Linked DNA regions of Homo sapiens: region 2 is linked to region 1. A link is an interaction called in ENCODE POLR2A ChIA-PET data of the cell type or tissue named here. Cell type or tissue: B cell. All regions are shown on one strand. Links, peaks and the distances in the headings refer to the core of each region. The heading gives the core; the rest is flanking DNA.

Region 1 (5,145 bases), core at 1,057-3,556:
AATCGGGACGTGTTCAGAACACTGGACCCCAAAACCTTTACTGAGAAATTGGGCCTTTGTGTTTTCATGACATTTCTGTCACATTTAGGATACCTACACTTTTCTGCTTCCCAGGCCCTAGGAGCATAATGTTGTCAGTAGAGTGGAATAGCATTGTGTTTTGTGTAATGAGGATGTGCTAAAGTCTGAGGTTTGGAGAACTGGCAGAAGAGTTAATGGAGTCCCGAGGCAAGATGGTAAAGGTGTATTGATGACTCTGATGCATGAAAGCAGGGTGTCTGACCTCTTCTTCTTGAAATAGAGAAATAGCATTTGTCAGCTCAGTAACTGCATACCAGGTGTGGGAGACTGTGTTTATTTTCTCCCGCAATGAGAACATATCTGAAACAGCAGCTGCAGTTGGCGTTGTCACATAATTAAGTTTATGGTAATTCACTGTCATTCTCTCAGAGACCCATCTGCCATCTTCACTGGCCAAACTGAAGAATGAAGGGGAAATTGATAAAATCACCACCCCAGAATTTTTCAAGGCCGTGATGATATTATTAATCGCTTCAGTTGCCCAGGAGTTTCAGCGTTGCTTTTGGTTTATGTGTTAGGCTGTTTTTGTGTTGCTGTTAAGGAATAACTGAGACTGGGTAATTTATAAAGAAAAGAGGTTTAATTGGCTCATGGTTCTGCAGGCTGTAGAGGAAGTATGTTGCTGATATCTGCTTGGTTTCTGCTGAGGCCTCAGAAAGCTTGCAATCATGGCAGAAGGTAAAGGGGGAGCAGGCACGTCACATGGCAAGAGTGGGAGCAAGAGAGAGGGAGGAGGTCCCAGACTTTTTTTTTTTTTTTTTTTTTTGGAGACAGAGTCACACTCTGTCGCTCAGGCTGGAGTGCAGTGGCGCGATCTTGACTCACTGCAACCTCCGCCTCTTGGGTTCAAGTGATTCTCCTGCCTTAGCCTCCCGAGTAGCTGGGACTATAGGTGTGTGCCATCACACCCAGCTGATTTTTTGTATTTATTTATTTATTTATTTATGAGATGGAGTCTTGCACGGTCACCCAGGCTGGAGTGCAGTAGCGTGATCTTGGCTCACTGCAAGCTCTACCTCCCAGGTTCAAGTGATTCTCCTGCCTCAGCTTCCTGAGTAGCTGGGACTACAGGCGCCTGCCACCATGCCCGGCTAATTTTTTGTGCTTTTTAGTAGAGACAGGGTTTCACCATGTTAGCCAAGATGGTCTCGATCTCCTGACCTTGTGTTCCACCCGTCTCGGCCTCCCAATGTGCTGGGATTACAGGTGTGAGCCACTGCGCCCAGCCTAATTTTTTGTATTTTAATAGAGATGGGGTTTCACCATGTTGCCCAGGGTGATCTCGAACTCCTGAGCTTAGGCAATCCGCCCACCTCGTCTTCCCAAAATGCTAGGATTACAAGTGTGAGCCACCGCACCTGGCCAAGGTCCCAGACTTTTAAACAAGCAGCTCTCATGTGAAGTAACTGAGTGAGAAGTCACTCATCACCAAGGGGATAGTGCTAAACCATTCATAAGGGATCTGCCGCCATGATCCGATCACCTCCCAGCAGGCCCCACCTCCGAGACCGGGAGACACATTTCAGAATGAAACGGCGTACGTCTGTAGTCCCAGCCACTAGGGACAGGGAGCTGGGGTGGGACTGAGGCAGGAGAATGGCTTGAACCTGGGAGGCAGACGTTGGAGTGAGCCGAGATCGTGCCACTGCACTCCATCCTGGGCAACAGAGCAAGACCCCATCTAAAAAAACACAAAAAACATTTTAGTGGCTCCCAGTTGCTTTCAAAATAAATAACCCCTTAACAGAGTTTGTAGTAAACATTGTATTTTTTTTGGTTGCTCATAAGTTGATCCCCCAGAAAACCAAGACTTTGAGAAATTCACTGGGAAGGGAAATACCGGTGCCTCTGAACAGTCCCTGGTGAGAGCTGCCAGCGGGGACGGCAGCAGCTGAAGTGGGCTTCCTCATTTCACTGGGGATGTGTAGAGCCTGCAGTGATAGAAAGCAAGTTGCAGCACTTACTTAATTTCTGGAGGAGAGTGAATGTGGTTATTGTAATAGGCAGGGCCAGTGGAGTTACCCAGATGGTCTGATCTGCAGAGATTGATTTGGCTAATTGACCATGGAGTCTGTGGAACCAAAATATATAAACAGCACATCCACTAAGTTGCTACTTGATGTGTGTACGTGAAAAACTTCAGGCTTGGTCAACAGAGATCTGACTTTAGCCACCGTGATTGAGAGCACAGTCTCTCACCCAATTTCCAAACCTGAGTCAGCCCTTGTTCCAGAAGTCCTGGAAGAAGTAAAAGCTGGATACCTGCAAGAAAGGACCCTGCAATTCCACAAGTACGGGCTGGGAATCTGCCTCTAGCCTTCCCCAGGAGTATCTGAGACCATCTACCAGGGAACTATACACAATGAAAAGATTAATACCAGACCTTTGATTTTTGTTTCCTCTTTTTTGAGAGGGAGTCTCGCTCTGTTGCCCAGGATGGAGTGCAGTGGCCTGATCTCGGCTCACTGCAACCTCTGCCTTCCAGGTTCAAGCAATTATCCTGCCTCAGCCTCCTCAGTAGCTGGGATTACAGGTGCCCACCACCACACCTGGCTAATTTTTGTATTTTTAGTAGAGACAGCGTTTCACCATGTTGGCCAGGCTGGTCTCAAACTCCTGACCTCAGGTGACCCTCCCGCCTCAGCCTCCCAAAGTCCTGGGATTATAGACGTGAGCCACCACGCCCGGCCTAGTATGGTAATTCTGTATTTAGTTTTTGGAGGAACCTTGCCTCAGCTTTTAAACTGGGATTGCACTCTTCTTGGGGTGGTTCCCAGTCACTGACTAGGCAGAGCTGTGGTACAGGGCCCAGCCATTTCTGCCTAATGTTGGACTGCTTTCCTCTGAAGCTTCCTGCTGGGCTGGCACTTTGCTTGGAAGGAGAAACAGCCAGATGTGCAATTATATACTGATTCATGGGCTGTAGTCCATGGATTGGCGGGTGGTGAGGGACTTGGAAGAAACATGATTGGAAAATTGGTGGCAAAGAAATTTGGGAAAGATGTATGTGGATAGACTGCTCGGAGTGGGCCGAAGATGTGAAGATATTTGTGTCCCATGTGAATGCTCACTAAAGGGTGCCCTCAGCAGAGGAGAATTTTAATAATCAAGTGCATAGGATGAACCATTCTGTGGATACCAGTCAGCCCCTTTCCCTAGCTACCCCTGTCATTCTCCAGTGGGCTCATGAACAAAGTGACCATGGTGACAGGGATGGAGGTTAAGCATGGGCTCAGCAACATGGGCTCCACTCACCAAGGTCAACCTGGCTATGGCCACCACTCAGTGCCCAATCTGCCAGCAGCCAAGACCTACAGGGAGCCCCCACTAGGACGCCATTCCCCAGTGTGGTCAGCCAGCTACGTGGTGGCAGGTTGATTACGCTGGACGACTTCCATCATAGAAGGGGTAGGGTTTTGTCCTTATTGGAACACACACTTACTCTGAATAAGGACTTACCTGCCCTGCACGCAATGCTTCTGGCAAAACTAGCATGTGTGGGCTTGTGGGATGTCTTATCCACCATTATGGTATTCTACACAGCATTGCTTCTGACCAAGGAACCCACTTGACAGTCAAATAAGTAAGGTAGTGGGCTCATGCTCATGGAATTCGCTGGTGCTACCATGTCCCCCACCATCCTGAAGCAGCTGGCTTAATAGAATGGTGGAATGGCCTTTTGAAGTTGCAGTTGCAGCACTGGGTAGGTGGCAATACTTTGCAGGATTCATTAATTATTAATTTATTTATTAATTTAAGATTTTTTTTCAATGATCAAAAAGTTGAAATGAGGCCGGGCGCAGTGGCTCATACCTGTAATCCCAGCATTTTGGGAGGCTGAGGCGGGGGGATCACCTGAGGTCAGGAGTTCAAGACTAGCCTGGCAAACATGGTGAAACCCCATCTCTACTAAGAATACAAAAATTAGGCTGGGCGCGGTGGCTCACGCCTATAATCTCAGCACTTTGGGAGGCTGAGGCAGGGGGATCACAAGGTCAAGAGATCAAGACCATGCTGGCCAACATGGTAAAACCCCGTCTCTATTAAAAATACTAAAATTAGCTGGGTGTGGTGGTGCGCACCTGTAGTCCCAGCTACTTGGGAGGCTGAGACAGGAGAATCACTTGAACCCAGGAGGCGGAGGTTGCAATGAACCGAGATCACGCCACTGCACTCCAGCCTGGGCAAAAGAGCAAAACTCTATCTAAAAAAAAAAAAAAAAAAAAAAAAAGTTGGCTGGCTGCGGTGGCTCACACCTCTAATCCCAGCACATTGGGAGACTGAGGCAGGAGGATCACCTGAGGCCAGGAGACCAGCCTGGCCAATATGGTGAAAGCCCGTCTCTACTAAAAATACAAAAATTAGCCAGGCGTGGTGGCAGGCGCCTGTAATCCAGCTACTCCGGAGGCCGAGACAGGAGAATCACTTGAACAGGGAAGGCAGAGGCTGCAGTGAGCCAAGATTGCGCCACTGCATTCCAGCTTGTGTGACAGAGTGAGACTGCATATCAAAAAAAAAAAAATGTTGAAATATATGGATGGTTTTTTGGTTTGCTTTTGTTTTTGAGACCAAGCCTCACTCTGCTGCCCAGCCTGCAGTGCAGTGGCACGATCATGACTCGTTGCAGCCCTGAACTCCTGGGCTCAAGGGATTCTCCTGCCTTAGCCTCTTAAGTAGCTGGGACTACAGGCACATACCACCATGCCTGGCTAATTTTTTAATTATTCGTTTGTAGAGACGGGGGTCTTACTATATTGCTCAGGCTGGTCTTGAACTCCTGGGCTCCAGTGAGCTTCCCGCCTCAGCCTCCCAAAGTGCTGGGATTACAGGCATGAGCCACCAAGCCCAGCCTAAGAATTGTGAATTTTACATCATACTATTCAAGTTACGGAATAATCACAGTAAATATCACTCAAGAACTTTACCTCCTCTTCTGGGAGACCGGATTAGTGTGTTTTCAGTTGTGCACAGGGTAATTGTTTCATTTAGGCAGAATTATGACCTTGTCACTGTCTTTACTTGAGGAGATTAAGTATGGTTTAAGGAGATGTTTATGGATGCCAA
Region 2 (2,827 bases), core at 98-2,597, 500 kb after region 1:
GCCGTACGCCACCATGCCTGGCTGATTTTTTAAATTTGTTTTGTAGAAACAGGGTCTCATGATGTTGCTCAGGCTAGTCTTGAACTCCTGGGCTCAAGCAGTCCTCCTGCCTCGGCCTCCCAAAGTGCTGGAATTACAGTCATGAGCCACCTCTCCCAGCCAACACAGTCTTTCTCTTACTGTGTGCCACAGTAGTAATATCTCTTAATATGAAATGGGCTTTCTTTAAAGGCATTTTTTCAGAGTGGCAATTGTATGGAAAAGTTGACTAATTAAATAATCAACAGACTGTTAACTCATCTGGAGTAGGGGCATTCTTATATTCACCTGTGGGTGCAGATTCCTCAGCATGTGCTGGCTTTCCTGTACATACCAATTCACATTATTGGTTTTTTGTTTTTAAAATAAGACTATGGTCTTGCTGTGTTGCCTAAGCTGGTCTGGAACTCTTGGGCTCACGCAGTCTTCCCACCTCAGCTTCTGAGCACTGCAGGCATGTGCCACCCTGCCCAGCTATTCCTGTTAGGTTCTTTGGTAAAGTGATGGAAGGATATGACTGCTAAGCCTACCTCAGCGTTTTGAAATAATGTGGTAGTAAACTGAGAATGATTTTCAGGAACTGAATTAGCCCATCATTATTAACATAAATGAGAACTAAGACACCACTGACTTCTGTTTCTGACTTGCCATTCTTACTGTTCTAGCTTGTCCTTAAGGCCTCTGTGCTTTTTAACAAATGGTTTCTTTTGCAGTTGGAGTTCTCTCCACAGACACTGTGTTGCTACGGCAAACAGTTGTGCACAATACCTCGTGATGCCACTTATTACAGTTACCAGAACAGGTAAGCTTGGCCAGGTGTGGACCATGGTCCATGTGTCCACATGTCCAGGGAGTGCATGCGGATGGGCCAGCACACATACAGTCATGGTTCATGTGTATCTTGCTTGAAGACAGCTGTATAGCACAAGTTCTGTTTTTTGCCTTCTGCCTTTGTTTGCAGAACAATAAAATTTTCTATCAGAGTAGCCTTGCATCAGTTACCTGGGTTCCTCCCAAGAGCTTGAGAAGTTAAGCAACTTTGTGAGTTGTTGGCCTAGATGGGTCTATATCCCAGGCCCCACTTCTCTTTCTACTGTGTGTTTGTTGATCACCACAGCCTGAGGCAAAACTGAGAAGATTTTTAAACTTTTAACTGAAACTCGCTAGACAGCTTTTTGGAAATATTTCCTTTTTAGATGAGGCCTATCCCTAAGTAGTTGTTATTAGAATATATGAAAACAGGATTCTGGAGTCTTTTCTTTGCCTCATATTAAGCAAATTAAAAGGAAAACCTCACATAGCTCTCTGTACCTTACTTTTCCCAACCCAGCCTTGTATGTGACAGAGGATGATTTGAGTCTAATAAACGAGGCACCTCTGCCTAATTTTCTCCTGCCCAATCAATGGCTGTAATCACATAAATCTCATTCACTAATCTATCTTAACCACAATTTGTCTCCTGTTTTCAGTGATCAGCTACAAGTATAGCTTGCATTGGGTGTTTATTTGGGGCTCTGATACAATAATAACAAGGCTGGATGATATTAATACCCTTTATTTGTTTGTTAATACCAAATCCATGGTGTTGGTTTTTGCTGAACTTGTGTGTTGCAGATGCATTTCTAGCTTTGAAAAGTCACTTAAACTTTTTCTTTTATTTACAAAAAGTTAGGCGTGCTTCTAATGCTTTGTAGACCTAATGCTTTGATTTTGCAGTGAGTAAAAATCTAGCTCTTTACTCATTTGAAACCTAGAAAAGGTGGGACTCAAGTTGTTATAAGTACCTTATGTTTAAAAAAGCAAGTAACTGGACATGAAACTTTTCTCATGTTTACTAAAACAGTAGTCTAAAGTGTTTATCTTTGCACCAAGCCATCTTTAATCAGGTACCTGCACACATCATTTCCTTTTGAAATGTATCACTTGATGGCTGTAGTCAGTATTTAACTGCTTGTGCAGGCTTTTCAATAAACAGTTTTTTTTCTTTCTTTGTTGAGACAGGGTCTCACTCTGTCACTCAGGCTGGAGTGCAGTGGCGCAATCTTAGCTCACTGCAACCTCTGCCTCCCGGGTTCAAGCGATTCTCCTGCCTCAGCCTTCCAAATAGTTGGGATTACAGGTGTGTGCCACCATGCCTTGCTTATTTTTGTATTTTTAGTAGAGACAGGGTTTCAGCATGTTGGCCAGGCTGGTCTCGATCTCCTGACCTCAGATGATCCACCCTCTCAGCCTTCCAAAGTGCTAGGATTATAGGTATGAGCCACCACGCCTGGCAATGGTTGTTTTAGATTATTGTTTTCTGCAGTTGTATCTATAGTGGGCTTTTGGGGTGGGGGGTGGGGGTCTGTGGTTTTTTGTTTTGTAAGTGGGAAGAGGTGTGATTCCTGTATTTAGGTAATGAGTAGCAGTTCTTCTCTCCCTGGTATATTTATCCTTCTTCCTCCTTTTGATTATTTACATCACATAGCGTTAATTGCTGAAATGAAAGGATATGGGTCTGTGTAATTGAAACATTTGCTTTTATTTGCAGTAATCATTTGCTACTTGTGATCCCATTTGAGATATTTAATGCTAATCTGTGCTTTGCCTTGGCTTTCTGCTTTGTGTTGTTCTGTCTTGCTTTTATGTTTTTTGTTGTCTTGCAATCCCTCATTTCTTCGTTTGTTTTGTGTTTTTTTTTCTCCCTCATGCTTGTCGTTGTCTGCACTTGGCTTTGATTGCAAAAAAAAAAACAAAAAAAAACAAAAAAACAAACAAAAAAACCAAAACCCAAACTGTGGGGCCCATA

What was found. ChIA-PET counts read pairs that join two places held together with the same protein. Peaks named below come from ENCODE experiments on the same cell type or tissue, not always from the same donor. Only the 100,000 strongest peaks of a DNase experiment are listed, where the experiment ranks them.
Region 2: POLR2A ChIA-PET joins it to region 1 with 7 read pairs; 2 of 35 experiments call an interaction of 5 or more read pairs at or near these places.

What each region holds. Positions count from the first base shown.
Region 1 is chr22:40,658,954-40,664,098 of GRCh38, forward strand. It overlaps LOC124905123 (a long non-coding RNA gene), which reads right to left. Exons shown (of 3, transcript XR_007068110.1): 3 at 640-2,012. Among named protein-coding and RNA genes, the nearest start is that of MCHR1, 18 kb to the right of the region's middle. In B cell, for the core only: no CTCF peak of the experiment used is centred there; DNase peaks (open chromatin) are centred at 2,016 and 2,382.
Region 2 is chr22:41,157,660-41,160,486 of GRCh38, forward strand. It overlaps EP300 (EP300 lysine acetyltransferase), which reads left to right. Exons shown (of 31, transcript NM_001429.4): 19 at 753-841. Among named protein-coding and RNA genes, the nearest start is that of EP300-AS1, 38 kb to the right of the region's middle. In B cell, for the core only: no CTCF peak of the experiment used is centred there; no DNase peak of the experiment used is centred there.